Linked DNA regions of Homo sapiens: region 2 is linked to region 1. A link is a loop called in an ENCODE intact Hi-C map of the cell type or tissue named here. Cell type or tissue: MCF 10A. All regions are shown on one strand. Each heading gives the region's core, and the rest is flanking DNA. Links, peaks and the distances in the headings are about the cores only.

What was found. A loop is a pair of places that touch in the nucleus more often than their neighbours do. Peaks named below come from ENCODE experiments on the same cell type or tissue, not always from the same donor. Only the 100,000 strongest peaks of a DNase experiment are listed, where the experiment ranks them.
Region 2: a loop joins it to region 1, with 5 times the contacts of the local background. A loop is called at or near these places in 3 of 110 quality-filtered maps.

The regions. Positions count from the first base shown.
Region 1 is chr10:124,145,608-124,160,265 of GRCh38, forward strand. LOC105378536 (a long non-coding RNA gene) reads right to left here and starts at 4,251. Exons shown (of 4, transcript XR_946428.3): 1 at 4,010-4,251. RefSeq lists a silencer at 7,728-7,987. In MCF 10A, for the core only: no CTCF peak of the experiment used is centred there; DNase peaks (open chromatin) are centred at 6,734, 7,084 and 7,544.
Region 2 is chr10:124,043,340-124,057,997 of GRCh38, forward strand. CHST15 (carbohydrate sulfotransferase 15) reads right to left here. Exons shown (of 8, transcript NM_001270764.2): 2 at 2,328-3,385; 3 at 1,241-1,580. The coding sequence starts at 2,873. Among named protein-coding and RNA genes, the nearest start is that of CHST15, 43 kb to the right of the region's middle. RefSeq lists enhancers at 1-135, 5,121-5,621, 5,622-6,122, 7,164-7,664, 13,479-14,007. In MCF 10A, for the core only: no CTCF peak of the experiment used is centred there; DNase peaks (open chromatin) are centred at 6,392 and 10,872.

The DNA.
Region 1 (14,658 bases), core at 4,211-12,210:
CTCACCGCCAAGGGTTGAGAGTCTTAATAGAAAAGTGTGCTTAGAAGATGACAAGCAGGAAAGCAGGCCAAGCGTATGAGTGGGCGACCTCCAGTGAAGAGATGCGAATGGTCATCCGCACAGGGAAAAAATATCAGCCTCACAATTGCTACATAGAGCATGTGGGAGCCCATGGATTCGGACAGAGCTCCCACACAAGGCCCAAGGCCTCACCAAGATGAAGTTACATGTCACCCAACTGAAGTTATCTGACACGCTGAGAAATTGGGAGAGAGACAATAGCCAAATTCCCAAACAGTCCAGTTTTAGCCAGCATCAGGGAAGTCCTGTCTGCTTTAACCCTATAAGGAAAGTCACCACAAAGTGATCAAACTGTTCTTTGTTTCTGTTTCTTTAGCCCTTTTCTGCCTGTAAAGTCTGCCTCCTCTGTTCCACCCATAGGAGCTCCTTCCTATTACAAGAATGGGATGCTTCCCCGTTCATGAACCACAAATAAAAGCCAATTTGATCTTTAAACAAAATTTGTTGAAATTTTGTTAACACCATTAAAAAAAAAAAAAAGGCAAATTAAAACAGTAGGATGTCATTTTTCTCCTAATAGATCAACAAAGATAAGACCTAGCCCAGTGAGGAAGCGAAGAAATGAGATCTCCCTAGATTAATGCTGGGGTTGAAATTGGCACAGTCTTTCTGAAAGGCCTTTAAGATGTGGGTAAATTTGACCCTGTAACTATTTTTAGACTTTATCCTGAGGGAATTGGTCAAGATGTAGGTGGAGATGAATATACAAAGATATTTATTGTGTTGTTACCTATAATATTGGGAAATCTGGAAAAAATACCCTAAATGTCCACTAATAAATTACTACTCAGGAAAATTACAGTAAACCCATATGAAGCGATACAACGCCACTGTTAGTCATTCCATGGCAGTGGAATCTTTGACTCCAAGTCCAGTGTCCTCCCACAAAGAGAGGCTGCCTCTCAAGTCTGTCCAGAAAGTGCCTCCACCTTCCAATGGCTGTGAACAGCTGGGGAAGTGTCAGTGGCTAACTCCCATGAAATGGTGAACATGAGGTTCAGGGCTGGGAAGAAGAGCAGGGGATGTGGGCCAGAATGTTTCACTAGCATCCAATTTGAAGCCACATGTTTCCAAATATGAGGCTAATTAAATAACTCCATCATGTACTTGCATATTTTACCCTTGTTTACTTCATTGTCAACCCCACCCCGCCATTCTGAATAGGTTTTATGGCCCATGTGGAGAATAGTGTGAAGAGAGGCCAAAAGTCTTGATTCTCTGACACCTATCAGCTGTGTGATCGTGGACCACTCAGAACCCAGGCACCTCCTCTGAAATAGCCCCTGGCTAAGGGCCTGGTCTATGCAGGTGTTCACCAAGTGGCTGACATTGCTAGTGGCTGGTTTCCCCCTCTACTTTCTTCCCTAGCAGCCCTCTGACTCTTGGGGGCTCCATGATTTTCAGCAGCAATAGCATCCCAGAAAGCTGGGGGAGAGAAGTTTTAAAAGTCCAGGGAAGTTCGGGTAAGCAAAGACCACCCTTTTCCTCCAGCCAGTGGGGCTCCCTGCTCTTTGAGAGTTCTAAGCACTTGCATGCTGTGCTACCTTGTAGTAGGGGCTGCTGGTGCCTCTCCCAGGTCTCCTCTCTCTACCTGCTTTTGCAGGCAGCACCTGGAAGCTGTGAGGCTGGCCTGCTAACAGCTCACAGCCTTCCCCACCTCCAGAGAGGTGAAGCTTTACCTGGGAGGCTATGCCCACTCATAGGCCAAGGCCAGTGCAGGAAGGACCCATGGAAGGAAGGATAGATGGGCCTCCCACTCAAGGTGACTTCAACACTGTAATCAGCTCATACCCCACCACCCCCACCCCAAGCTCCCCAAGCTCTGGAGCTCTCCAGCCCACCCCACCACCTCCTGGGGTTCAGGCAGAAACAGGTCTCCAGCAGAGGCCACCCCTTTGCTTAGCTCCTTTCCTGCCCATCACTCTTCCCTGAGAGCTCCTTTCCAATAAACCACTTGAATAAGTCTCTGTTTCAGGCTCTGCATCAGGGAACCTGCCCTAAGACCAGCTTCAATTCAACTTTCCCGGAATTTCCTGGACACTTCCCCTGCAAGACGCCCTGCACCAGAGCTGGGTGATGAGAAGTCCCAGAGTCATTCTTGGGGTTTCTGTTCCCTGACTATAGTGTCCAAGATGGTCAGAGCTGGAACAAATGGTAGATAACATCTAGTTCAGGGTTTCCTGAGCATGCTCTGAGGAACATTAATCCCAGACTGGTGGGGGAAAAGGGAATCTGCCTGCAAATGAATGTAAGGAATTCTGGATTAAAAGTTAAGTGGAGCTCTTTACTGTAGCCCTGCCCATAGCCTTTAATATTCAAATGAGACCTAGAATTTTAGGGCTGTGTTTCTCAACCTCAACGCTATAGACATTTGGGACTGGATGCTTCTTTGCTATGGAGCCATCCTGGGCATTATGGGATGTTAGCAGCCTCCCTGGCCTCCACCTCCTAGATGCCATAGCATCCTCCCACCTTATGACAACCAAAAAATGTTTCCAGCCATTGCCAAGTAGCCCCAGAGGGGCAAAATCAGCCTGCCCCAAGTGAAGGATGTTATTCACTAGGTTCTTTTTTTTTTTTTTTTTTTTTTTTTGTAACATCTCTTAATGTCTCTCAGAACTAGAATTCTGCAGGGCACTATTTGAAAACCACTGATCAAAACCAACATCCATTTTACAGTTGAACAAACTGAGTCCTTGAAAGAAGACAGGGTCTACCCACAAAAATTAAGAGGATCCACAGCAAATCTGAAATTCAAACCCACGTCCTCAAGGAAATGAAATTTCTTGAGGGCCTTCCAAAGTAGCCCAGGGTGAAGGCCTCAGGAAGAGCCCAGTGCAGAGTGAGAGTTGACCCATCATAACTAGGGGCCCCATTTGGTTAAGGCTGTTTTATCTCCCCAGTGATCTGATCCTTTTATTCACTTCCAGGAACAAGACTGTGCTGATGTCAGAGGCATGTGAACCAGAGCAACTCCATCTTGAATAAGAGCTGGGTAAAATGAGGCTGAGACCTACTGGGCCACATTCCCAGACTGTTAAGGCATTCTAAGTCACAGGATGAGAGGAGGTCGGCACAAGATCAGGCAATAAAGACCTTGCTGATGAAACAGACTGCAGTAAAGAAGCCGGCTAAAGCCCACTAAAACCAAGATGGCCACGAGAGTGACCTCTGGTCATCTTCACTGCTACACTCCCACCAGCACCATGACAGTTTACAAATGCCATGGCAACGTCAGGAAGTTACCCTATATGGTCTAAAAGGGGAGGCATGAATAATCCACCCCTTGTTTAGCATATCACCAAGACATAACTATAAAAATAGGCAACGAGCAGCCCTCAGGGCTGCTCTGTCTATGGAGTAGCCATTCTTTCATTCCTCTACTTTCTCATTCAACTTGCTTTCACTTTACTATTGACTCACCCTGAATTCTTTCTTCCGTGAGATCCAAGAATCCTCTCTTGGAGTCTGGATCGGGACCCTTTTCCTGTAACACTGAGGGTCTTTCTGATAGATACCTTCCCGTAGTTATGGAGGAATGGTGGTGAATACATGGGGGAGGCAGCACAGAAATGCTCGAGAAGCCAAAGAAAGCAGCCCTGGAGCCCTCTCCGAGCCGACACGGGGGCATCCATTCTGCAGTCCCAACGCATTCCACTCTTAATCTCCACGTGAGATGCGACAGCCGTGCCAGGCTGTAAGCACACACCTGTAGCTTTGTGTTCCAGCACAGAGGAGCATGCCACAATTTTCAATTATGAGAAAGCTTTAACTCAAATCCCAGGAGCGGAAAACTCATTAATTTATTCAATCCAGCCTCCCTTGCTTCTTGCTAGGTTTTGAAAATTGTCACATGTGTTTGCCTCCACCCCACGTCCCCAATCCAAGACTGTTCTTTTTGAAAACAGCAGGGTTTTCCTTAACCTACCTTGGAAACGATGTCCCAGGAAAAGCCGGCATCTAATTCATTTCACGTGCTAAACTATTACAATCGAAAGGCAAAATCTCTACTGTGCAGCTTTAAAAACATCTGTTTTTCTCTTTACTTTGGGGGATAATTATCCTAGCTCCTATTGTGGCTGCTAATTACGAAGCTAAACCAACCTGCTGAAGGGCTGGCAAGAGGAGGGTTCTTTTCAAAGCATTTCCCCCAGAGCATTAAATCATCCGAAAGTGGAAGCAGAAAATGCACCAGCACCAGCCTCCCCACCACCTGCTCCCAGGCCTGGCTGACAGGGGCCCTGCAGGAACCTCAACCTCAGGGAGTAGGGGGTGGGGAGGGGAGATTTCATTTAACCAAACTGCTGGATGTGAATTTTTTTCCTTTTTCCATGAACAAATAATTGATCTGACTGAGAAGTTTTACTTTTTACAGAGACCAGACCCAGCCAGGATTCCAGAAACTTAACAAACCATATTTTATGTCAAAGAGAGAATAAAAAACAAAGTGTTTACTATTTCTTAAGATTTTATCCAAAGCCGGAAGTAACATCATTTAAAAGATGACTCTGTAGTAAATCCTCTTAAACCAAAACTAAGATTTTCTTTGCTAAAAGAATGCAATTTGAACCAAAAACAAAGAATGTTTATTCATTCATTTGTTTGACCTTTTGTGAGTCTCAGTCCCACAGTAGGTACTGAGGACAGGATAGCAGCGAGGCAGGGGCAGCCCCTGTCCTCACACAGCTCAGAGTAGGGCTGGGAGGGGGTGAGTACTCCAGAGAAGAAGGCAGGTGACTCTGAGCTGGACCAAGAAGTGTTCTGATGGGGTGGGATGGGGGCCTGTGAGGCCAGGAGGGTCTTCCCATTCTTGAGCAGTGCCACATGAGGCTTAGAATGAGGCATCTGAATTTTGAGAGGTGAATCAGAATGAGCCCAGGTTGAGAGAAGGGGCAGGTTTGTAAGATTGCTGCAGACAGCGAGAACAGCACGTGCAAAGGACCTGAGGTTAAGTTCAGGGACAGCTGAGAGGCAAGCAGAGCCCAGCCCACCAAGGTGCCTAAAGAGCCTAAAGAGCCAGGCCTTTGTCCTGACAGGGCTGGGGAGCCAGGGAAGGCTCCGGGCAGAGGCGTGACCAGCTCGCAGTCCCGCTTGACATCAACATGCTCTCCATAATGAAATTGAATGAAAACCTATAATGCAAAAAGCATGCTGAGCCCTGACTTCCGGCTGGGCTATTTGGGCACAAGAAAGACCCAGGTCCAGAATCAACCTACGGGCTAGGTGCAGAAACTGCCAACCCAGAGGGAAGCCCCCAAGCCGAGGCAGCTGGGCCTTGAAAGCCAGCACCTCTGAGCAGCCCCCAGACACATCAGTAGCCCCGGTGCGTCTAGAGGATCCCTGTCCCCAGGCGTGGAAGGGGCCACTCACCTGGGAACCACAATGACAGCAGCAGCAACAGCAGCCACACGAACCAGTCTCAAGTCAACCGCCCAAAGGGGCCATGTGCCATGTAGAACTCCACATGTGACAGTGGAGAAATACAACAAGGTCACGAGTGCCTCCAAGCACCTGTCATCGTCCAACTAGGAAAGCGAACCCTTTGTTCATGCAGCTCAGAAATCAAATTTCTGGAAGAGATGCAAATGAGAGAGACCAAGAGAGGGCAAGGAGGCTTTCCTTCACTGGCAGGCAGCGGGAGGGAAGGTAGGAGAGAGGAGGCTAGCCTCATGCTGGGGACAGGCAGCAGCTAGGAGACTGTCACAGAGAGGGGACTCGCACATGAAGAGAAATGCTCAGATGGGAATTTGGGGGAGCTCTACTGTGTCCTGTTGGATTAAGAGACCCCTGCACACATTGTCTTCCACCTGTCTGGGGTCTAACTTGTGTTCTCCTCGGGCCAGTGTATAGACACTGGGCTCAAGGGGGCCCAGGGAGACTGCAGTTATGGGTGCATTTTCCCATTCTATCCTCACAATGAGCCTGTGAAAAGGTGTCATTATCAACCCCACCCCACGCTGGGACAGAGGCTCAGGGAGGCTGGAAAATGGCAGAGGCTCCCCAGCTAGCACAGAAGACCCTGATGGAAACGGGCTGACTCTGGCAGCTAGGCTTACTGAGCAGATAGATAAATGCCCCATCTGTGCAGCTTTGGAGATGAGGGCACCGCCAGGGACTCTGGGTGATCGTGTCTTAGCCAGAGGGAGAGCTCTTAGAAAGGCTGGTACAGGATGGGCAGCACAGGTGATGACGACCACCAAGACAGGGCGAGGCTTTCCCTCTCAGGAAACCAGATCTTCAGAGCTACCCTGCACCACTGCCCCGGGAGCTTCCATCCCTGGACTCAGGGGACGATGAGATGGCCACTTGGTGAAGCCGAAGTCGTCTTTATGGAGCAGGTTGGAACCATCTCCCATGGCAGTCCCAGAGCCAAGGAAACCAGAACCAGGCAAGAAAGAGGCCAGGCCCTGCTCCTGGCTTCCGCTGGGCGGTGGGGGTCCTGGGTGACCTTTCCCTGCCCCACAGGCAGCCCCTTTTCTTCTGCGAGTGGCTGGCAGACTTTGATTTGGGGAAACTGCCTCTGCATAGCCCCTGTCTTGGCGGGACTGTCAGCCAAGGCGTGGTAAGTTGGCCCGAGCCAGGCCGCTGGGAAGCTTTCTCCCTTGCTTTGGGAGCCTAGGCAGAGTTCCTGCAATGCCATCCTCTGAGGGTTTCCTTGGAGCTCCTCCCAGCACAGTCCTGTCTGCTGACTCAGTCCAGAGCTCCGCTGTTTGCTTAAGGCAGCCTGCGGGCCCTGCCCTGCGGCATCGGAGGCCCCCGGTGAGACCACGGGGCACAGCGCCCCTCCAGTCTGCCCCTCCCACTCTTCTTGTCACCGGGGAGCAAGGGGGTCCCTCGCAGGGCCTCTCAGCCCAGACGAGAAAAAGGGCAGAGGAAGCAGAGGGTCGCAGAAGAGAGAGGTGACAGGAGGAAACGCGGGGCGGGTGGCTGCCACGTTTAGTGTCCACCTGGAGTGGGGCCAGCACAGCTTGGGTGTTGCCTCGATCTCTGCGAGATCAGCGTCATTATCCCCAGAGACGGGCATCCAAGCCCCTGTCTAGTCCAAGGCGGAGCCACATTCAAACCCAGTTCAGCCCCTGCACTGCCCACTCTCCCTGAGTCCCCGACACCCACAGAAAGCCCCTGACGTAAATTCAACTCAGCACAGGGCAGTTCAGCTCTGCACCCATGCACCAGCCCCGCGGAGGGCCGGCCCCTGGGCTGGGCACTGAGGTACCGAGTTAGCACCAGGGCACCACCCTTGTGGCCAGGGAGAGGGGCCAGCAATGCCTGCCCTTCCCATTCGTGCCATAGGATCCCCTCAGCTCATCCTCCCAGCAGCCTGTGAGGGCAGAATTACTGGCTCCATTCGAAGCTTAGGGCCTCAGAGTAATCCGCCCACGGTCCCCCAGCGGGGAGATGGCAGTGCCAGGATTTAACTCCACAGGTGTCCTGTTGCCACCCCCTCCTTCCCAGAACAAAACAGATAACACCAGGTGTACCCAACCCCGGGGAACTGTGCTAAGTGTTGTGGTTCTGAGGAGGAAATGACTCAGCAGTCAGGAAGTCTTCCTGGATGAGAAGGCAGTGACCGAGCGGGGAGAATCTCAGCAGCTTCACACAGCCAGGCGGGACACCCCAGCAGAGGAAGGAGAGGCTGGGGAAGAGCAGAGCAGCTGGTGGCCCTGAGTGTGGTGGGAGCCAGAGGGGGGAAACGGTGCTCGTGCCCAGGGCAAGGGAAATAAGAAAGGGGGAGGGAGAGGCAGCACCGAGGGCCTGCGGGCGCTGGGCTGGAAGCACGTCAGCAGGGGGGCCACAAAGGGTGTGGTGGGAGAGGACTGGCCCGTGCTGTGGGAAGTGCTCACACGCACTCACACCCAGTCACACACACACTCATACATACACACAGGCGCGCACACACACACTCATATACATACACCTATACATACACACAGGGACAGGCGCACACACACCCACTCACACATAGGCACAGGCACACACACACACACCTCTACACACAGGCACACTCACCTTTACTCGCACACACTTATACATATGCACAGCCACACTCACACACACACACTTACACACAGGCACACACACATACATACACCTATACATACAGGCACTCACACCCACTCACACACACACATACACACAGGCACAGGCACTCACACCCACTCACACATACAGGCACAGGCACACACATGCACTTACACACAGGTACACTCACCCTCACGCACATGTATACATACTTACACACAAGCACACTCACACACTTATACACACAGCCACACTCACACCCCTCTACATACACACAGGCATACTCGCCCTTACACACACTTATACATACACACAGGCCCACTCTCTCACACACACTCATGTATACACACAGGCACACCCTCACAGACATACTCATAGGCCCACTCACACACACTCATATATACGCACAGGCACTCACACCCACTCTTACACTCATACAGGCACACACACACACCTCTACACACAGGCACACTCACCCTCACTCACACACACTTATACATACGCATAGGTCCACTCACACACACACACACACATAAGCACAGGCACACACACATACAGACACACACAGACACGCTCACACCCACAAACACCTCTACATACACACAGGCACACTCACACCCTCATTCACACATAAATACACATATGCGGACAGCACTTATACATCCTTACACACAGGCACACTCACACATACACCCTTACACACAGGCACACTCACACTTACATGTAGGCTCACCTACACATATATACTCACAGGCATAACCCCCACACACACATGCAGCCACCCCTCCCCCCACACACACATGCACACTCACCCCCACACTCACACATGCATGCACATTCACCCCCCCACACACGCATGCCCACACTCACACACATGCATGCACACTCACCCTCATGCTCACACACACTCGCACACTCACCCTCATGCTCACACACCCTCGCACACTCACCCCACTCACACACTCGCACACTCACCCCACTCACACATGCACACTCACCCCACTCACACACATGCACACTCACCCCACACACATGCACACTCACCCCCCACACTCACATGCACATTCACCCCATGCTCACATGCATGCACACTCACCCCCACGCTCACACACAAAAACACCTCCACACTCACAAACATGCATGCACACTCACCCACACACATGCACACTCACCCACATGCTCACATACATGCACTCACCCCCACACTCACATACACACTCACCCCCCACTCACCCCATGCTCACATACATTCACACTTACCCCCATGCTCACACATGCATGCACACTCACCCCCACATTCACACATGCATGCACACTCACCCCCACACTCACTCACCTCCATGCTCACACACATGTACACTCACCCCCACACATGCATGCACACTCACCTTCACACACACGCATGCACACCCCTGCACTCACACACACCCATGCTCACACATGCACACTCATCCCCATGCTCACACACATGCATGCACTCACCCCACACATGCATGCACTTACCCCCATGCTCACACACGCATGCACACTCACCCCCATGCTCACACACATGCACACTCACCCCCACACTCACATACATGCTCACCCCCATGCTCACATATGCACACTTACCCCCACACTCACAATGCATGCACACTCACCCCCACTCACAATGCCTGCACTCACCCCCACACACATGCATGTACACTCACCCCCACTTTCACACACATGCATGCACACTCACCCCCACACTCACACACATGAATGCACACTCACCCCCACGCTCACACACATGCACGCTCACCCCCACACTCACACACATGCATGCACACTTGTACACTCACCCCACTCACACACATGCATATACACTCACCTCTTGCTCACACACACATGCATGCACACACACACCCCCATGCGTACACACACATGCACTCACCCCCACGCTCACATACATATGCATGCATACCCCCCATGCTCTCACACACACATGCACACTCACTTCCACGGTCACACACACGCATGATCATATGCATCCACACATCCACATATGATGTCCTCATGCACAGTGGCAAGGAGTCTTTCTCCCAGAGCAACCCTTGTTGGGGGCCTGCACCAACACCACTGTTACAGCCTGGAATGGTGTCCAGAGACCCCCACCAGGGCCCATCCCCCGAGCAGCCAGGCCACTGCCCGGAAGGCCAGCCGCAGGTCAGCCCTGTGGAATGCAGAGCTCTCAGACCTACGCGGTCACTTGGCCATGACCAGTGTCTGGCTCTTTGCCTCTCTTTGTTCTCTTCTTAGGTTTTAACTTTCCAGAGTGATCCTAAAGGGCCAGTTACTCTGCTTTTAGGGGGCCTGGGTGGTCAGGAGGCAGATCAGAAGAGGAAGGCAAGCGTGCAGGTGCCCCGCTGGCCCTGCGAGGGCACAGCTCTGGTGCTGCCCTCATGCCTGGGGTGGGTGGGCACCTCAGGAAGCCCGGGAATCCAGCGGCCAGGCCTGGCATCCTCACCCCCAGCCCTGTCACCTTTGCCCCAGTTTTCTCGCCTCCAACTTGGACGTTTTAGAGCAGCTGAGTTTCATCTCAGGGAAGCCCTGCTCCCTTGGCACAAGCCTCGTTTGTTTCCTGCGGGATTTTTGATATGGGTTAGAAACCAAACTTCCTACTCAGCAGTGTGAAAGCCTTGATGGCCGGAGTAGACGTCTGGTCAACAATTTTATTTCCGTATGAGAAGAAAAAGCTGGAGCCAGGATTTAAATCCCTCGGTCCCTGGGTATCAGCTCTGTGGGACCAATTCACAGACTCCCGGAGGGTTTAGCCGATCCAAGCTGCAGGGGGTTCGGCTGGAGCCCCCTTTATTAAAAAGTGCAGCCCCTGGTGATGTGCACCCACATTCCTTCGAGAGTCAGTTACGCATCTTACAGCAGAGGAAATGAGGGACAACATGGCAGCCCCAGTGGCACCGGCTGCAGAAGCCCAGGGAGGCTCACAGCCAGCCTGTCTGCTGGCCCCGCCTCCTCCCAGGCACCGGCTGGGTTCCATCCAGGCAGGAGCGGTGGCCTTTTGGCTCAGGGTTTCCTGCCTCGGACGGCTGCATCCTTGGACCCTGATGGCCAAAGCACACATTCCCCTCAGCCCTGTGTGACCAGCCACACTCTTCCTGGGGTCCAGCTGCAGCTGAGAGCCCAGGTGTGGGACCTACCCAGTGGTATCCTAATTAGCTCAGGTGTGACCCATAAGAGGGACAGTGATAACCGGGCACACAGAATGGGGAAGGACCCAGATCTCCTCGTCATTGTAAGAGTGGGCATCTGCTGAGCGCCCCCATGTGACAAGACTGTACCAAGCATTTGGGGTGCATTTAGGCCTCCCCACCGGCTCATGAGACAGGTCCTCTCCCCTGACACCCCAGCCACTGCCACGGCAACAGTCTGGTGCTCCTGACTCAGAAGTGCTAATAAAGAGCTTCCTAGTGTCGATGGCAGCTCAGCCCAGGTACAGTCCACCCAGGATACTCCTCCAGGGCCTACAGTGTCCAATTCTCCAACCCAGGAGACCCAGGCGGCGGGAAGAAGGGGCTGGACAACCACATCATCTCCAGCTCTGCATTTGAGATGCATTTTCCTCAAATGCTGCTGCAAGCTACATTCTTCTCTCGACCCAAGAGAAATTATAGACCTTCCTGACATTCCACAGTTGTGAACACTATTTTTAAAATAGAGCCAGCCTCCCGGTTATGGCTCAAATATGACATGCAGCAGGGGCGCTCTGCACTGCTTTACATGCAAGCTGTGAGAAAGGACAGCCCCAAGTGTCATCCTTCCCAGAGTGAAGAAAGAGCCTCCATGGAGGCCACCCTCAGTCACTAGGGGCCGAAGCATGTCTGCAGTTGAGGGGGTCAAGGAACATGCCCCAGATCTCACAGGCTGGGGCTGTCTGGTGTTCCAACTGGATCAGCAGCCCTGAGCTCCAGCCTGTGGGGCAGGGCCACCTGCACGGTCCAGATGGACAGGGTCAGGGATCCTGTGGTTAAAATCCTTCTCCTTAATAACACCCAAGGGAGTTATTTCACCAGACCCTTATAGAGCCTGCAAAAGAATTAGTTACAAATAGCAACATCATCAATGACAGTAGTAAGGAAGAGAAGCATTTGTTAGTATGTGATAGAGGCAAGGTAGAGCTATAGACCCATGTAATGTGCATTATTTAGTTTGGTGCTCACAACAACTAGCAGGCATGCTATAATCCCCATTTTCAGGTAAGACTATGAGGATGAGACAGGTGGGATGGGTGAGGTGACTGTTCACAGCACAGGTTGGAGTAGTGTATTAGTCCATTTTCACGCTGCTGATAAAGACATACCTGAGACTGGGCAATTTACAAAAGAAAGAGGTTTAATGGACTTACAGTTCCACATGGCTGGGGAGGCCTCACAATCATGGCAGAAGGCAAGGAGGAGCAAGTCACATCTTACATGGATGGCAGCAGGCAAAAAGAGAGTTTGTGCAGGAAAACTCCTGTTTTTAAAACCATCAGATCTCATTTGCTATCATGAGAACAGCACAGGAAAGACCCACCCCATAATTCAATCACCTCTCTCTGGGTTCCTCCCATGACACGTGGGAATTGCGGGAGTTCCAATTCAAGATGAGATTTGGGTGGGGACGAAGCCAAACCATATCAAGTAGGAGGTGGAGCTGGCAAGCCTGAATCACTGCAAAGCCACCTGGTGACCACCCAGGTAGACTTGGAGCATGACGCCATGTTCCTCCTCACCCACCCCAGTGCATATGAACATGCAGTGAGCTTCTGATGTGGGCACCCAGCCCTGTGCTGCACTCTTCTGTGCCCCATGCTTCCTGCATCAAAGTCATAATTGCCTGGCATTAGGGTTTTTACAAGAATTTCGAAGAATTCTCAGTGTCTGCACTTAGACAAGGTTCGAACTTTCTCTGGGGCCTCCATTCTCGGTTTCTGTAGATCTGGTTCTCTTGGTTCTGTTCTGGCTACTGCACAGAAGTGTGTACAGCTGCGTGGTAGGAGGGGCCATCCCTATGGCTGCGTGGTAGGAGGGGCCAGCCCTATGGCTGCGTGGTAGGAGGGGCCAGCCCTATGGCTGCGTGGTAGGAGGGGCCAGCCCCATTGCTTATTCTGGGAGGTGTTGCTCTCAGGTTCCCTTCATTTCTTCTGGGGTGACAATTTGGTTGCCCCACCTGGCTTTCTGACAGGACGTGAATAACATCCTTAGAAAGTCACCCTTTGCACAGACTCCATTGCTTTCTGAGACATCACACAGATCCTGCCCCTGGTAGCTGGGTTTAACCACAGTCCTCTCTTTCCATGAGGCTTGTAGGTCTACATGGGAGAAAGGAACCACCTTAGCTTTCCAGGATCTTGCCTTCTATTTGGGGAACAGCCCTACAACCCTTTAACCTTCTAGAAGCCACCCCTGGGCACCTGGTGAAAGACATTTTCAGTAAACCTGATGACATTTAAGCCAGCAGGTTCTTGGCAAGCTAAGACACCCCTCCTGGAAGAAGAATGCTGACAGTGTCTCAGTCTCTCAGGCAGGGAAGCCCCGTTGGGGACACTTTATGGAAATGAAGCCCACCTTTAAATGAGGCTAGGAGGTAACTCAATAGCCCTGAAATGCTCTTTTCTCCAGGAGAAAATGCAATTAGGCAGATTTTGATTACATATGAAATTCTAAAATGGTCCTGCAGCTTTTTTCCCTCTTCCTTTAATATATAAGCAAATGAGGGCTCCGTGCACCTGGCAGCAGAACAGGAAGAAGCCCCAGCATCTTAACGTGGTCCAGCCCCTACGAAGGTCAACGCTGAGAGGGAGTGAGAATCAGGATTCTGATGGCGTCTGCCAGTCAGTTTCCAAATTTCAATCTGGAAACAGTTGACCTTGAAGTGCTTTCAGGAATAAGGAAGTACCAAAACCCAGGAGGAGATGCCTGTCATTGAGTGGGCTTGATTTCCATTTAAAAGGCCGCTATTGGCATCAGAACGGGAGAAAGGAGATGGCAATGTATATATGCAAAGACCCCAAAACCAGCACAGCTTTCCTCACTCAGCACCCACTTCCACCACGTGCAGGTTGCCTTCAGCCGTTGTCCCAGCCCCAGTGGGAGGGCAGGGCCAACTCAGTCCCCAGCACTGCACTGTGAGTGTTCTCAATGCACTCGTACCCTGGGGATTTGTCGTTGGAAGAAATAAAGAGAGCCTCTGATTGAGAAGGTGTTGTGCCTGACTCCTTCCCTACAAACACCCACAGCACATCACAGACACAGGACCTGAAGCATGAGGGACTCTGTAAAGTCCTGCACCCAAGAAGCCTGCTGGACACAGAACTCAAGCTCAAGCCCATTGCTGCAAAGCCTCTGTTCTTCCCAGCGGTCCCCAACCTTTTTGGCACCAGGGGCCAGTTTCGCGGAATACAATTTTTCCACGGACCACGGGTGAGGAGGGGATCGTTTCGTCGGAGATTGGATTCTCATAAGGAGTGCACAGCCTAGATCCCTCGCATGCACAGTTCACGATAGAGTTCATGTTCCTATGAGAACCCAATGC
Region 2 (14,658 bases), core at 3,312-11,311, 100 kb before region 1:
TGCATAGGGATGTGAAACCCTGGCTCCTACAGTGGCGGCTGCTAAACCACAAAAGAAACATTTACACTTTAGCTCACTGTAGGACGAACATCAAAAGGATGAAAGCAAACGTTTGTCAGGAAACACATTAAGAGTTGGTCTAGGGAAAACTTTGAAGATTCCCTTCTAGTCAACCTGAGTCCATTACTGGAAAACACCCTCGTGGCCTGCCAGGACTCTGGTTGACAATAGGCACGTATCACCCCTCAGCTCCAGTGACCAAACCTCTCCTGGCACAAGGAAAAGGTTACAGAGAGGAAACAGTGATCTGAGGACCGCAGGGTGCATGGGGTTAAGCTGGAGCAGAGAGGGATGGGCAGTGGTCATGGTAAGCCTGCGGCAAAGGGCTGAGAGCAAGGCCTCCAGAATGATCTCCATGTGGTTATCATATGGAACCCATAAGGCAGATGGGGCAGGTCAGAGAAGCTGAGGCCTGAAGCAACTCAGTCTCCCCCAGGTGCAGTGACTGCAGCTGGAACAGCACATAGCTGAGAACAGCACAGAGCAGAGGAACAGCACAGAGCAGGGGAACAGCACAGAGCAGGGGAACAGCACAGAGCAGGGGAACAGCACAGAGCAGGGAGCAGCACAGAGCAGGGAGCAGCACAGAGCAGAGGAACAGCACAGAGCAGGGAGCAGCACAGAGCAGGGAGCAGCACAGAGCCAAGGAACAGCACAGAGCAGGGGAACAACACAGAGCAGGGAGCGGCACAGAGCAGGGAACGGCACAGAGCAGAGGAACGGCACAGAGCAGAGGACCGGCACAGAGCAGGAAACGGCACAGAGCTTGGGAGCGGCACAGAGCTTGGGAGCGGCACAGAGCTGGGAGCGGCACAGAGCAGGGAATAGCACAGAGCTGGGAGCCAAGAGCCCGGATCACGCCCTTCTTGCTGGCCCTTACTGGCCACTGGCACTTACTGCTGACTGCTCGGGTCATGTGCCCGGGCTTTCGGAACAAGAAGAGCTGCCAGTTCTGACTCGTCCCCGTGTCCTGCACACAGCTGGCAATCAATGCTCACTGCATGGCTGGGAACCGAGTTCCAGACCCTGCTGGGTCTTTGCCTGGGAACAGCCTCCTAACAAGGGAATTGTGCCATCTCTTTCTGCCGCCCTCGCCCCCCAACCCCAGCGCTAACGTTGCGGGAGGAATGAACGAATGAAGGAACGAGACCAGACAGGAGCCCTGGGACCCAGCACTCACCAAAGCGCTTCCGGGTCCACCAGTGTGGCTCCTTGATGGCGGAGAACTTGACCTCAGGGTGCAGCCGCAGGCGGTCATAGAGGTCTGTGGTCCCGCACTTGGGCTGCCCTATGATGTAGAAGTGCGGCAGGCAGCGCAGGCGGAAGTGCTTCCCGTGCGCGTGCGCCAGGTGGCCCCAGAAGGCCTTGCGCAGGGCGTCGAAGGTGGAGCGGAAGCGCTTGGAGTAGAGCACGTAGGAGTTGGTGAGGTAGGGGTCGGTGGTGTTCTGCCCCGAGAACTCCTCGTACCAACAGGGGCTCTTACTGTTTGGAAGGAATTTGTTGGGGATGACTGAAAACATCTGCAAGGAAACAGAGGAGGAGAGACACAGAGGAGGGGAAAATGAGCAAAGACACAATCTAACCGCAATGGGAACCTGCCCTGAGACTGACGACCGTGTTCAAATTTGAACTAATATTTGACAATGATTAACAAATAAAGCAAAACTTGGTAGACGGTCAATGACTGTGCTTTCCTCTCCCCCGCCGCCCCACAAAAAAAAAAAAAAAAAAAAAAAAAAAAAAAACTTGGAGAGAATAAAGATAAAAGTTTAATTAAAATCCATTCTACCATAATTTACCTTTCTGACACTTACACAACACACACGCACACACGGTAATTAAGCAGAATCTTTTTACTAGTTGTATATTTAAATTGCCGTTAGAGATTAAAATGTAGAATAGAAGCAGAAAATCAAATTTAACGCAACTTTAAAATCCCAAATGATGGTGATCTGCAAAAGCAACTGTTAACTACCACGACCACATATCAAGCAAGAAGTCCTGGAATGCAATAATGAGAGCCAGCGGCCCTTGAACATGCCTAGCCCAGCGTTCAGGACAGCAGATTCCCTTCCTGGCACTCCATAGCGTAAGCAAACAGCACTCTCTCAGTGCATTCAAATCCATAAGGCTGTCAAATGATCCTTGCTACATCTAAGACATTTTTTAGTCATTTTCCTTCTGTGTTCCCAAAGATGGTGATAGAAAGAAAAGCACTCATTTCTAAAAATCAACCAATCAGTCAAGATTAGCACAAAGCTACTCACATGCAACTCCTGCTTCTTAAGGTCTTCTAAGTCTGGGAGCTGTCTGGTCGTGAACTCAATCCTAGTTGTGATGCTGTTGATAATTAATTTAATGCTTGGATAGTCCTTCATGTATGAAATATTATTTACAGAGGATTGGTGGTGATGCTCCTTTGTGTCACTTGGGTTTTCGCTGTCCATCAAGCTGGGGTTGCTGGGGAAGCCTCCGTAATGGAAAGGTGATGAGATCAGAAGCTCTTGGTGGGCCCCAGAAAGGATGTAAGAAGCCATTACCAAGGTCATTATTATCAGTCCAAAAACGAGGCTACATCGCTTCCCCTTTTTGAAGCGCAAAAACCCACCCCAGTTTTCGTTCCCTTCAGTCCTCACTTCGAGAACAGCAAGCAAGTTCATCTGCTTACTGTCCACACGAAACAGAATTTTGTTTTCTCCTTTGCACGTGGGGCACGCCTGGTGACCGTGATGGGGGCCCCCTTGGCAGTTGACCTGCTGCTTGTGTGCGCCGTCGGGTAACAGCTGTATGCAGCAATTAATGCAGTGCCTCATGGTAGTGCCAGTGCCCTGGGCTGCTGGCTTACCGAGCCATGGGTGGGCCCCCCACGAGTCTGGATGTCCGCAAGTCGTGCTAGAAAACCTTAAGAATGCCTTGTGATCACAGAAGATGGATGGAAAGCACAAATACAAAAATAAGCAGACACCACAGCACTAGAGAAAGAGGGTGCACATTCTTTGGTTCAGCTCCGAAAGAAAACAAAAGGAAGTGATGTCCCAGAGTCATGTTCTACAAGAGCCGCTGCAACCTCAGAGAAGGTCACAAGTTCGGGAGCAGCTCTGCCTGCCCTTCAGGTTTTTCCCATGGCACAAAAAAAGGTGGAAGAATTCTCACTGGGGAATGTGGAAACACACAGAAAATTAAAAGAAATCATGGTCTTCTCATTGATGGATGGATTGCCATGCCATCCACGGAGGCATCTGTGAAGATCTCCCCTTTTACATCCTGAGTACCTTTGGAATATTTCCTCTTTGTGGGGCGCAAACTTTAAAAAATGCCAGATTTCCTACACAGAAAGACAAGAAGCTTTATTACATTGTGTGGTAATAGCAATAACCCAAAGCTCATCCTCCAAGGAGAGACAGATGCTCACTCTCTTTTCCACCTCTAAGTCCAGCCAAGCCAGCCTGGTTCTAAGCAAGTCATAGAAAATCGCGAGCATAAAGGAAGAGGTTTCAGGTTCTTGCAGCTGGCTTTGGGGCTCAATTTCTGCCACCAAACATGGCCCCAATCCCAGCACCACCAGCGCCACATCAAACGTCTCACATTGTGCATAGTCTACATCTCCCCTAATCCCTCTGCCTTGATACTTCTCAGGTACAGGATCTCTGAATCCCAGGATGTTGTGATCATTCTCAGAGTCATGCACAGTCAATGACTACAAATTTGAGGGATGGATTGAAATATCAGTGCTTTTCAGTCAATGAAAAATCTCAAGAATACTAAGGAGGATGGTTAGAAAGGGAGCAGGCAGAGAAAATGTGTTTTTTCCCTCTCACTGGCATCAGCAGTCTCTTTCTTAGAGTTAACCTTTATTATCAGATTAGGAAGCAAAAGTTAATGAAAATTTAGAAACAATGAAATGAGTCTCTCCTTCAGTAGAATGTATCATATTAAAAAACTACTTGACTTTAAGTTATTAAGCAATTAAATCCAATGTATAGGATTCCCTCGAGTGACACAGAGCTTCAGAACCTGACATAATTTTTCACTTTCATCATCTCGAGCAAGATATGATTCTTAAAAACCCATTAATAGAATCCTGTGGTTATAAAATATATTGTTGCCCAAATGACACTTCTTTGTAGATGTCGTAGAAAGAGCCATGGATAAGCATAAAAGGAGACCTACTCAGTTTCTAGCAGTGGTAGATCACCACTAATTGGCTGTGTGACCCTGAGCAAGCCACATAACCTCTCTGAGCTTTGGTTTCCTCAATAGTAAAATTAGGATAATAAGGACACCTTAACAGGTGCTAAATTAGCTACTACATGTAAACAGTTTGAATAATGCCTGCCACATATTTAGCATACCATAAAAGGTAGACAGCATTGATAATAATAGCATCATCAACTATTATGATGATGATTTTTCATTGTCAGTGAATGCCAAAAACATTTGAAATGGAATCAAAGATGAGAGATCCTATACCACATGATTATTCTTTAGCAATTGAAAATTACCCAAGAGTGGTAGACTCATCTCCAACTCTACCCACGCCACCCCTCAAACAACCCTCACTGTCTCCATAGAGGCAGCATTAACTAACCGCGCATCAAGATCGCCATGTACTGGCTGAAGGATTAAACAATCAGAACTCAACAGAAGAAATGTTCATGCCCCTTGGACTGAAAACTTCATGTTTTCTCAAAATATGGTGGCCAAGAAACAGCCAAGCTGTGTTTCCCAAAATGTCTTCCTCCCACAAAATGTTCTGCTTGCCGTTGGTGAGTGTTCTGTGCTTAAATTATTTGGAGAAAATGTGGAATGGACAAAATTACACAGAATTCTTTACAGCTGAACTTTTCAGGGCCTTTGATATGCTAATAAGCCCTGTGAATCCACAAGAGAGGAATATAATACACAAAGTTGGAAGTACCTAATTGGCCAAGGAATCTCACTAGGGTATCAAGGAGCCAGTTTGAGAAAGGCTGGTCAGTAGAGGCTGAGACCTGAGTCCTGCAGAGGCGCTGGGGCGGGGATGCAGAAGGGGCCAGTTCTGGGAAGCCAGGCCAGACATCTCAGGCCCTACCCCCATCTCTTATCCCTGAGGGCAGCTGGAGGGACATGTCAGAAACCTCAAGGATCAACCTCTGCTTCAAACTTGCTCAACCACCCCTGACCCATCGCTTGCTACAAACAATTCTTCCAAACTAAAGAAACAAAAGGGCAAGATCCCCTACTTGGAAACTCCATCATTAAAGCCAAGAAAACATTTTTTCACATGTCCAAGACAGGGCCAAGCCGGGGTTAAAAATGAGACTCCAACCAGCAGCTCAGCGGGGAGGGAATTCGCACCCTCCTGTCTTTCTGCTGCAGAAAATCGAATTAGATTCTTTAAAAAGCAAACAAAACACGGACTTTGAAGCTCCAAGATAGGAATGTACATAATCTGGACCCAAACGAATGGGCAAAACATTCCTAAACAAGGGCAGGGGCAGCTCATTTCAAGCAAAGTAAAAACATGAGCAGCCGACAGTCTCAACAGAGAGGAGGGAAGATGGGGTGCCCGGACCGGGTCCACAGAGCATGTCTGCGGGGCAGCTGCCCCCACCAACCAGCCCGGCCTCTGCGAGTCCCGCTTCCTAAACAGAAAGACCTGAGGAGGCAATTCGAGATGCTGCAAGAGCCTTAGCAAAACACTCAGATACAGTGTTTTCTCAGCTCCTAGCATTCTTTCATTCATTCATTCATTTGTTCAACAAATACCTTTTGAAGAACAGCTGAGTGTTGCGCATGTCCAGGTAGGGGGAGACCAAAAGCCAATACAAGATGAGGGATGTGATGTGGAAATAAGAGATGAGTATTTGGTCTCTATCCTCGGGTACTGGTACACAGGTGCTAAAATCCTTGGAATTTTTCTGAATGATGGGGTGAGAGAAGCACCTTTCGTCATTCATGACAAGCCCCTTTCAGCCATACCTGAGTGTATCCTGATGCGGTGACACTTTGCGGGCCAGGATAGCTCCAGGATGGAGGCTGGTCACCAGAAAGACCAAGCCTCAGTGAGCAGCTTTCAACAAACCCCCCAAACTCCGGGTAGGGAATAAGGGCTGCAGATTAAGTCAATCACCAGTGGCTGATGATTTAACCAATCAGGCCTTTGTAATGGAACCGCCATCAAAACCCTTAAACCACAGGGCTCAGGCAGCTTCCAGGTTGGTGGATCCTTCGAGGTGCTGGGAGGGTGGAGTGGAGGAAGAGGGCATGGAAGCTCCACACACCCTCCTCCACCATACCTCGCCCCATGCGTCTCATCTGCTGGCTGTTTCTGCATTCTATGCTATAATAGACTGATGATGAGTCAAGCACTCTCCTGAGTTCTGTGAGTCATTCTAGTGAATTACTGAACCTGAGGAGGTTGTGGGACACTCTTGCCTTTTTAGCCAATTTGGACAGATGTGCGGGTAACCTGGGGACCCAATACTTGGGACTGGCATCTGAAGTGGGGCAGTCTGGTGAGACCGAGCCCTCAAACCGGTAGAGTCTGAGGCTGCCTCTGGTAGGGGCAGACTTGAATTGAATGGTAAGATAATCAGTTAGGTTCTGGAGTTGGAGGATTTGCTGGTGTTGGAAAATACCCCTGGGCTGCGGTGGGCGTGGGGGTGGGGGCCTCTCTGAGAAAAAAACATAAAACTGTCTTACATTTACAAGTTTTTACCAAAATCGATAGCCACTGTATAGTATGTCAAATACTCAGTAAGATGGACAAGCAATCTGAAGACCAGGTGAGTCCCTTGTAAGTGAAGGCCCTAGAGCCCGGCGGCTTCCAGACAAGACCTCCCCTGACGGGCGCGAGTGGTGCAGGGCTGACCCAGAGAGGAGGCCTGTTCCCAAGTGGAGCTTCTGTCCCACCAGGGGTAGGGGCTGCAGGGCACAAGCTATAAAGAAGTCCCAAATGAATAAGATAATCACAGATGCTGCTAGATAAAGGCTATGCAGAAAAGAATAAAGAAAAGGGGGAGAGAGCAATACAACCATTGGAACAGGGTTTTGGAATTCTTTGTGCCGTCCTAGGGCTGGCCCATGCTTTGTTGTCAGGGCTGTCCCGCGCACAGTAGGATGCTTAGCAGCACCCTGGCCCCCACCCACTGGATGCCATAGCACCCCTTCCCCTGACATGTCACAACCAAAAATGTCTCCAGGCATTGTCAGTGCCCCCTGGGGTGCATAATCACCCCTGGGTTGGAGCTACTGCCTTAAAGAAGTGGGAGGTATGATACACAGGGTGACAGGGAAGACCTGATTTCAGAGGGGACGTTGGAGGAGAAACCTGAACAAGAAGGAAGCCAGTCACGTGGAGACCAGGGGAAGCAAAGGCCCCGTAGAGAGACGCTGTGGGGAGTCCCAGCCCATGAGGGCTACTGGCAGGGTAGGCCCTGGGGCACAGGCTGGTGGGGGTGGAAACCTGATGGGAGAGGAGGCAGGGACCAGGCTCTGTAGAGTCTTGAAGGCCAAAGTCAGGGGTGGGATTTGCTCGAGTGCAAGAAGGAAGGCATACTACATATTCTTTTTTTTGTTTTGAGATGGAATCTCACTCTGTGGCCCAGGCTGGAGTGTAGCAGCACGATCTTGGCTCACTGCAACCTCCGCCTCCTGGGTTCAAGCGATTCTCCTGTCTCAGCCTCCCGAGTACTGAGATTACAGGCATGCATCACTGCGCCCGGCTAATTTTTGCATTTTTAATAGAGACGGAGTTTCACCATGTTGGCCAGGCTAGTCTCGAACTCTTGGCCTCAAGTGATCCAGCCCGCCTTGGCCTCCCAAAGTGCTGGGATTACAGGCATGAGGCACCACGCCTGGCCTCAAAAGAATTTTTACTATGTATAGTAAATATACATAGTAAAATATGTATAGAATAGTTTACTATGTATAACTATTAAAGAACATAACTCAGGGAAGAAAAATCCAATTAATGGGGTGGTATTGAAAGGAAAATGGATTGCTGTTACGTTCTGTATCTGGCCTTTTCCGTAGGCCACAAATTATCCCAAGAACAGTCATTCAGAAACCTAACACTCAAGTGGTTCTTCCTTCAGAAAGGAGTCATGTATGCCCCCTGCACTTCACCTGTCTGGAATGTCCACATTTGGTGCCGGTCGACTCAGACAAGACGGGGCCCTTGGCACTTCCGTTCATGTATTAAACCAAAGGATTCAGGTATACATTTCAGTGAGATTGCTTCCCACCTGGGCTCAATTCTGAGCCTGATGGCTGCAGACCATCACTGTGGGAACCTGGCACCAGGAGAGAAATCAGATAACGGGTCCCAAAATAGAAAGTGTTCAATTACCCAGCCCTTGCTTGGACACCCCCTATTAACCTATGCACCCAAGCATCATTAGCAAGCCATTTATAACAAAATTGTAATTGAGAGACCCAGAAATACCACTTTAGATTAAGTAATTGAATGCCCCCTCAGTGTAAGATCGATAAAGGGCATCCAATTTCACCCTAGGAAAAACTTATTAAATTATTGTAGCTATAAGCTGATATAGCAGAAGAAAGATGTATGAAACTTCAGAAGAAATCTGGATGGATTTAAACAAATAGCTTCATTTAGGTAGAACATTTACATTTGCCCTCTGGGGACAGAGAGGGAAAAAAATAGCTAATTACATTATTTTTCTTTTATGTTTTAAGGAAAAAAAATTCAATGGGTCTTAATTAACCTTTACTAAAACACAAAGCCTTCTTCTGATTAGTATGTGTAACTGCTGACATTCCTCTCTAGGCTATATATATGGAAATATATTTTTTCAAGGACTATTCATCAACAAGTAGGAGAAGGAACATTTTTCACATGTAGCTCTAAGATAGAAGGTTGTTGCTGAGACTGAGAAGAAAGCCAACAAGACTGAAGAGTTCTGTACAAATTATAAATCATCAGATTCAGTCTTCTATCTGGACTTCGACAGTTTTGATCACATCCCAGTCAATAAGCAGAATAAAGCCACACCACTCCGTCAACATTCACTGGCCCATAGCACAGCGGAGAGGACACAGCAGTCACATGGATTAGGATTCCAAGTCCATGTCCACCCAGCGGCCTTGGACAAATCACTTAAGGTTTCTGGGCCTCTGTATTTTTCAAAAGAAGTCCCCGCTAGCAACAGATCACGTACAGCACTGGAGTTAAGAGCCCGAGTGCTGGAGCCAGGTTGCCCAGGTTTGATCTTGAACAAGATATTAAACGTCTCTTCTCCCCATTTCTTTGGATACGACTTAGGAATAATCACAGGACCTGTATCATGGCAGTGCTGTAAGCATTCAGTGAACTCATTCATGTAAGGTGCTTAAAAGAGTGTCTAGCCCGGCCGGGCGCGGTGGCTCATGCCTGTAATCCTAGCACTTTGGGAGTCTGAGGCGGGCAAATCACAAGGTCAGGAGTTCGACACCAGCCTGACCAACATGATGAAACCCAATCTCTACTAAAAATAAAAAATTTGTCAGGATTGGTGGCGCACACCTGTAATCCACACTACTCAGGAGGCTGAGACAGGAGAATCATTTGAATCCAGGAGGCAGAGGTTGCAGTGAGCCAAGATGGCACCACTGCACTCCAGCTTGGGCAACAGATCAAGAGTCTGCCAAAAAAAAAGAGTCTCTGGCCCATAGTCAGTGCTCAATAAATGTTAGCTGGTATTACAGATGCACAGTCCTGGCCCACAATGGGAATTTGATAGTCATTTATTACTCTTTACCATAGATTGCATTATTGGTCTCAATTTTTTCTTCTTCCCATGTTCACATTCTTTGCCACTTTGGAGGGCCTTCAGCTACAGGAGTGACGTATTTCTCCACCCTTCGGTTTGAGTTGGGTGGCTCACTTTGGCCAGCAGAATGAGGCAGAAGTGGGCTTAAAGCTGGCACGTGCCAGGCCCTAAGACATGTCCTGTGTACTCATTTGTCCTCTTGCACACTTGCTTGGCCAGGAGGAGGGGGAGACAGGTGGAGCAGGGCCACCTGGCTGAGCCCACCCAGAGCAGCCAATACCCGCTGGATCCCAGCCAATTCCTAAAGACACCAGAGACATAATAAAGGGTTGATTTTTCTTTTCTTTTTTTTTTTTCAAGACAGAGTCTCACTCTGTTGCTCAGGCTGGAGCGCAGTGGTGTGATCTCTACTCACTGCAACCTCTGCCTCCCAGAGGTTGGCTACCACCAGCAGCCGATAGGCCAATGTAATGATGGAAACTCAGAGGGGAGGCTGGGCGCAGTGGCTCACACCTGTCATCCCAGCACTAGGCAGGCGGATGACTCAAGCCCAGGGTCATCTAGACCAGCTTGGGCAACATGGCAAAACCCTGTCTCCACAAAAAATACAAAAATTAGCTGGGTGTGGTGGTGCACACCTGTAGTCCCAGCTACTTGGAAGGCTGAGGTGGGAGGATTGCTTGAGCCTGGGGAGGTTGAGGCTACGGTGAGTTGTGATCACACCACTGCACTCCAGCCTGTGCAACAGAGTGAGACCCTCTCTCAAAAACCAACAAACAAACAAAAAGAAACTCGGAAGGGAGCTGTTCCTGAATCAAGACACAATGGCTGAAACATCAGAAAATAACACACCAGGTTATTTTCTGACAAAATGTGTTTATGACAACCACAGCTGTTTTGTTTTAGTTATCCACTGCCCCACACTCCCCCACCTCCTGATGAAGAGGCCTTCCTCCTTGCCTCTTTTCAGTTACTAATTTCTTCCTTGCTTCCTTCCTCTCCCTGAGCAAGCCCTTCCTGTAATCTGATCCTTACGGTTTCCTTGCCAGATTTCATCCTTCCTGATGACTGGGACACATCACCCGTGCTTTGTCTAAAACAGGTATTCTCAAACCACAACCTGAGGGATCTTCCTGGCTGGCCCAAAATCTGTGCATACAAAACCCAGGCAGTTTTTTAAGCTTATTTTTAAAGCACACTTGACTCTCTGTTAAGTTCGTCATCAACATTGGTTTTGGTTAATCACAACTACCTTACATGCATACAACGTACATTCAATGCTATTGTTTTAGTCCATAAGCCATATCCATAATAAACAGGCATTTCCCCAAGATCAGATCTCTACAATATGCAGCCAGCGCCTCCCCTGCGTCCTGAGCTCACTGATTCTCAACTTGGTAGAAAGATGGGATGTAGGAAAAATGGTTTCCAAGCAGTCGAAAATAAGACATTATGCCAGGCTTGGGAGTTGGGCAGACCTGCATTTCAACCCGAATCAAGTCTGTAACTGCTCTATGATCTCAGGCAACGAATTTAACCATTCTGTGACTAGGTTTCCTCATCTGTAAAATGGGAATAAAATGATCTCAGTCTCCTACTGTGGATGTGAGGAAGAAATGAGGTCACATACACAAAATGCTTAACCCAGAGTCTAGTACCCCGCACACCGTGGAAGGATGAGCCATCCCAAAACATGCCAAATTGATATGTTGATTATTTTGAGTCGAAAACATTGGAGAAATTATAGTTTCAGAAAGGGCCAGCTGACCTGTCTCTTCCTGCATACTCCAAGCCATAGACTCCTCTGGGAGGAGTACCCTTCCCCTGCCAGGCCAAGAAAATGGCCCTCCTCAGCACAGCCTGGGAACTTGGGGCTGCAATGACCCAGGATAAATACACTTCACAAAGTAACCCTTCTCTTCCACTGCCGTTACACATCCCATAGATCTCCCAGAGACTCCCCTAGAAATGTATATTACTCCACCAGGTCCCTTCTGTTCTGTCTCTTCTGAAATGGATTGTTCTTTGTCTAAAAGGTCTAAAAACATCTTGCTTTGGCCACTCCTTCAAACTTCACTCTCTCGTGAAGATTCCTAGGTCCAGGTAAAACTAACAAAGTGTGTTTGCTTCCCTTTTGTTTGTCTGCCTGGTGTCAAGTTGGCTTCTAGATGCAGTTCAGGAGCCCACGTAAGAGCTCACAAGGAGGGGGTTGGAGGTGATCTCTGGCTCCCCTGCCTCTCGGTAAATGACCCGGATTCCTTGCATTATTACTGGAGAGACCCTTGGGTCCTCACTCCAGGGTTACTTGCTTTCAGTGTGCATATATTATAATTCCAGACACCGGTGTCCAATTTTCCTGTCTGCCACTTATCTGAGGGGATGCCCTGGAAAAGGCAGGTGGCCACACAGATGCAGGAAGTAACACCCAAGTTCTACAGTAGAACAAGGTACTAAAAAGCTGAGCTGGCCAGGATCATTCGGGCACCCCTGTCACCAGGGCCCGTAGCTCTGGCGAGCCTGGCGCAGCTGTGGGGAAAATTCTGGAAAAGCTCACCCCCCTCCAAATGACCATGCTCATCCAGAACTTGTTTCAGTGCTCAACAACAAGGGCCAACTTTCCAGAAACGCACCCATCCCCAAAGATCCAGGGTAAACCAGCCACTGCTGTACAGATGGGAAATGCAAGACAGTGAAGCTCCTGGGATCCCTGAGGATTCTACTGCAGTCATTCACAGTAAGAAACACCCGGAACCCCTCAACAATGATGGTGGGTACACTCAGACCCAGGGCAAAACCCAGGTGGGCTCCAGCAAATCATCAGCTTGCCAGTACAAACCTGCGGGTACCTGCATCCAGCCTGCCTTTTATAGAGGAGAAACCAAGGCCAGTGTGGTCTGTACTTCCCCAAGGACATGCAGCCCATTATAGAAAGATGGGTCAAGAGGCCTCAGGAGCCTGACACTCAGTCTTCCACCATCCCTCAAGAGGGAGCCCATCCTAACCTCTACCCCACCACCCAGGCCTGGCCTCAGACAGTCCAGCGGCTTCTCCAGGCCCTTGGTGCCCTTCCCCCTTCCAATCTTTTGAGGAATCCCTTCCGAGAATACAGATTTGCAGTCTCACCCAGAGACACAGGACAGGAAGGTGAGGGAAGCATCCCAGGAGGCAGCTGATGGGATGAAACTCCCCTACCTCCTTCAATCTCCTTTGAATGCCCTGTCGGCCTGGGGCATTGAGTCTTAACCTGTCTCAATTCAGACTCTATTCATCACTCAGGCTTGTCTCCTGCAGCCAGGAAAGTGTGCTAGGAGACAGGTACAGCTCCAGGACAGAGACAAGGGATGGGGGAACGGAGATGTGTAGAGGCTGGCCTGGTGCCAAGTGTGGGGACAGGGGAAGGAAGGACAGAAAGAAAGGCGGGCAGGGGCAGGGGAGGAAGGAGAGGCGGGGCTGTCCCTTGTCAGTTACCTTTGCAGCTGAGACAATGGACAGGAATGGAACTGGCCCCATGCACAGGAGGCAGGCCCCGGTGCGCAGCCCCCAACTCCTATTTTGTCCCCGCACATCAAAGAAGCCTGGGCTGTGTGCAGTTGGACACGCTGCGGCCCAGGCCCGTACGACCGGACACTCCGCGGCCCAGGCCCGTACAACCGGACACTCCACGGCCCAGGCCTATACGACCGGACACACTTTGACCCAGCCCTGCCTGTACGACCGGACACTCTGCGGCCCAGGCCTGTACGACCGGACACATTGCAGCCTGGGCCCGTACGACCGGACACTCTGAGGCCCAGGCCTGTACGACCGGACACACTTTGACCCAGGCCTGCCTGTATGACCGGACACGCTGCGGCCCAGGTGGTGGCTTCCATGATAATTTGCATTTTAAAACTTCAGAGCAGCAAAGGAGGGACCTTCCCAGCAAGGCAGGGAGCTACTTGGTGTCCTGATCACTAACCTGGCTGGTCACCCTGAGCATCACTTCATCTCTCAGGGCCTCTGTTTCTCCGTATATAAGATATGGATTTGGGACTACCCCTTTTGGCCATAACACTCATGGGTGTATGATCTGAAGTTAATTTCTCCTTAATACAAACTCATTATCTTCATCTGTTATGTCTTTCAGGGCTGCTCAGAGGCCAGTGATTTTGCAGTGAGCGTTGACTAGCCGGCGCAGCGCTTGCTTTATTAGCCAGATAATTAATCCAAAAGAGACACAGGGTTTTCTCCAGATTAGTGGCCCACGCACTTTTGCACCTCTTTATTTAAACACCTACTATGTGCAGGGCTTGCATTTGCTGGGGCTCCAAAGACAAAGACCGCAGCGTGTCCAGTCGTACAGGCCTGGGCTGCAGCGTGTCCGTTCGTACAGACAAATAAATGAACAGCCTGGGTCCTCTGGGAACATCCCATCTAACGCCAGAACAAAGACTCCAGAGGCTCCAGAAAAATGCCCACATTCGGGACTGTATATCCCATTTCAAGGACAGCCGTGAAGCCCACCCAGCCCCAGAGAATCTGCAGAAGAACTAGCTCTGCTCCAGGAAGCCAAACAAGCGTGGTAACAACAGCAGTGATTCAGTGAACCAGGGCCTCTGGCCGTGGCAGGCAGGAGGGAGAATGGGGTCTTTTTCCTATTCTGTGATAGCTTGCTCTCTAATAGGGTAATCAGCTCCACCTCCCTTGTGCAACCACCCGAGATATGGGCCAAACACAGCAGATGTCCCAGTCTCTCTGAAATGCACAAAATAATCAGGTTTTCTCAGCGAAGGGGCAGGGTGGACCAGAGACTTCAAATATGTTCATGCTGCAGTTCTCCCCCCCAATGATTTCAATGTGCACA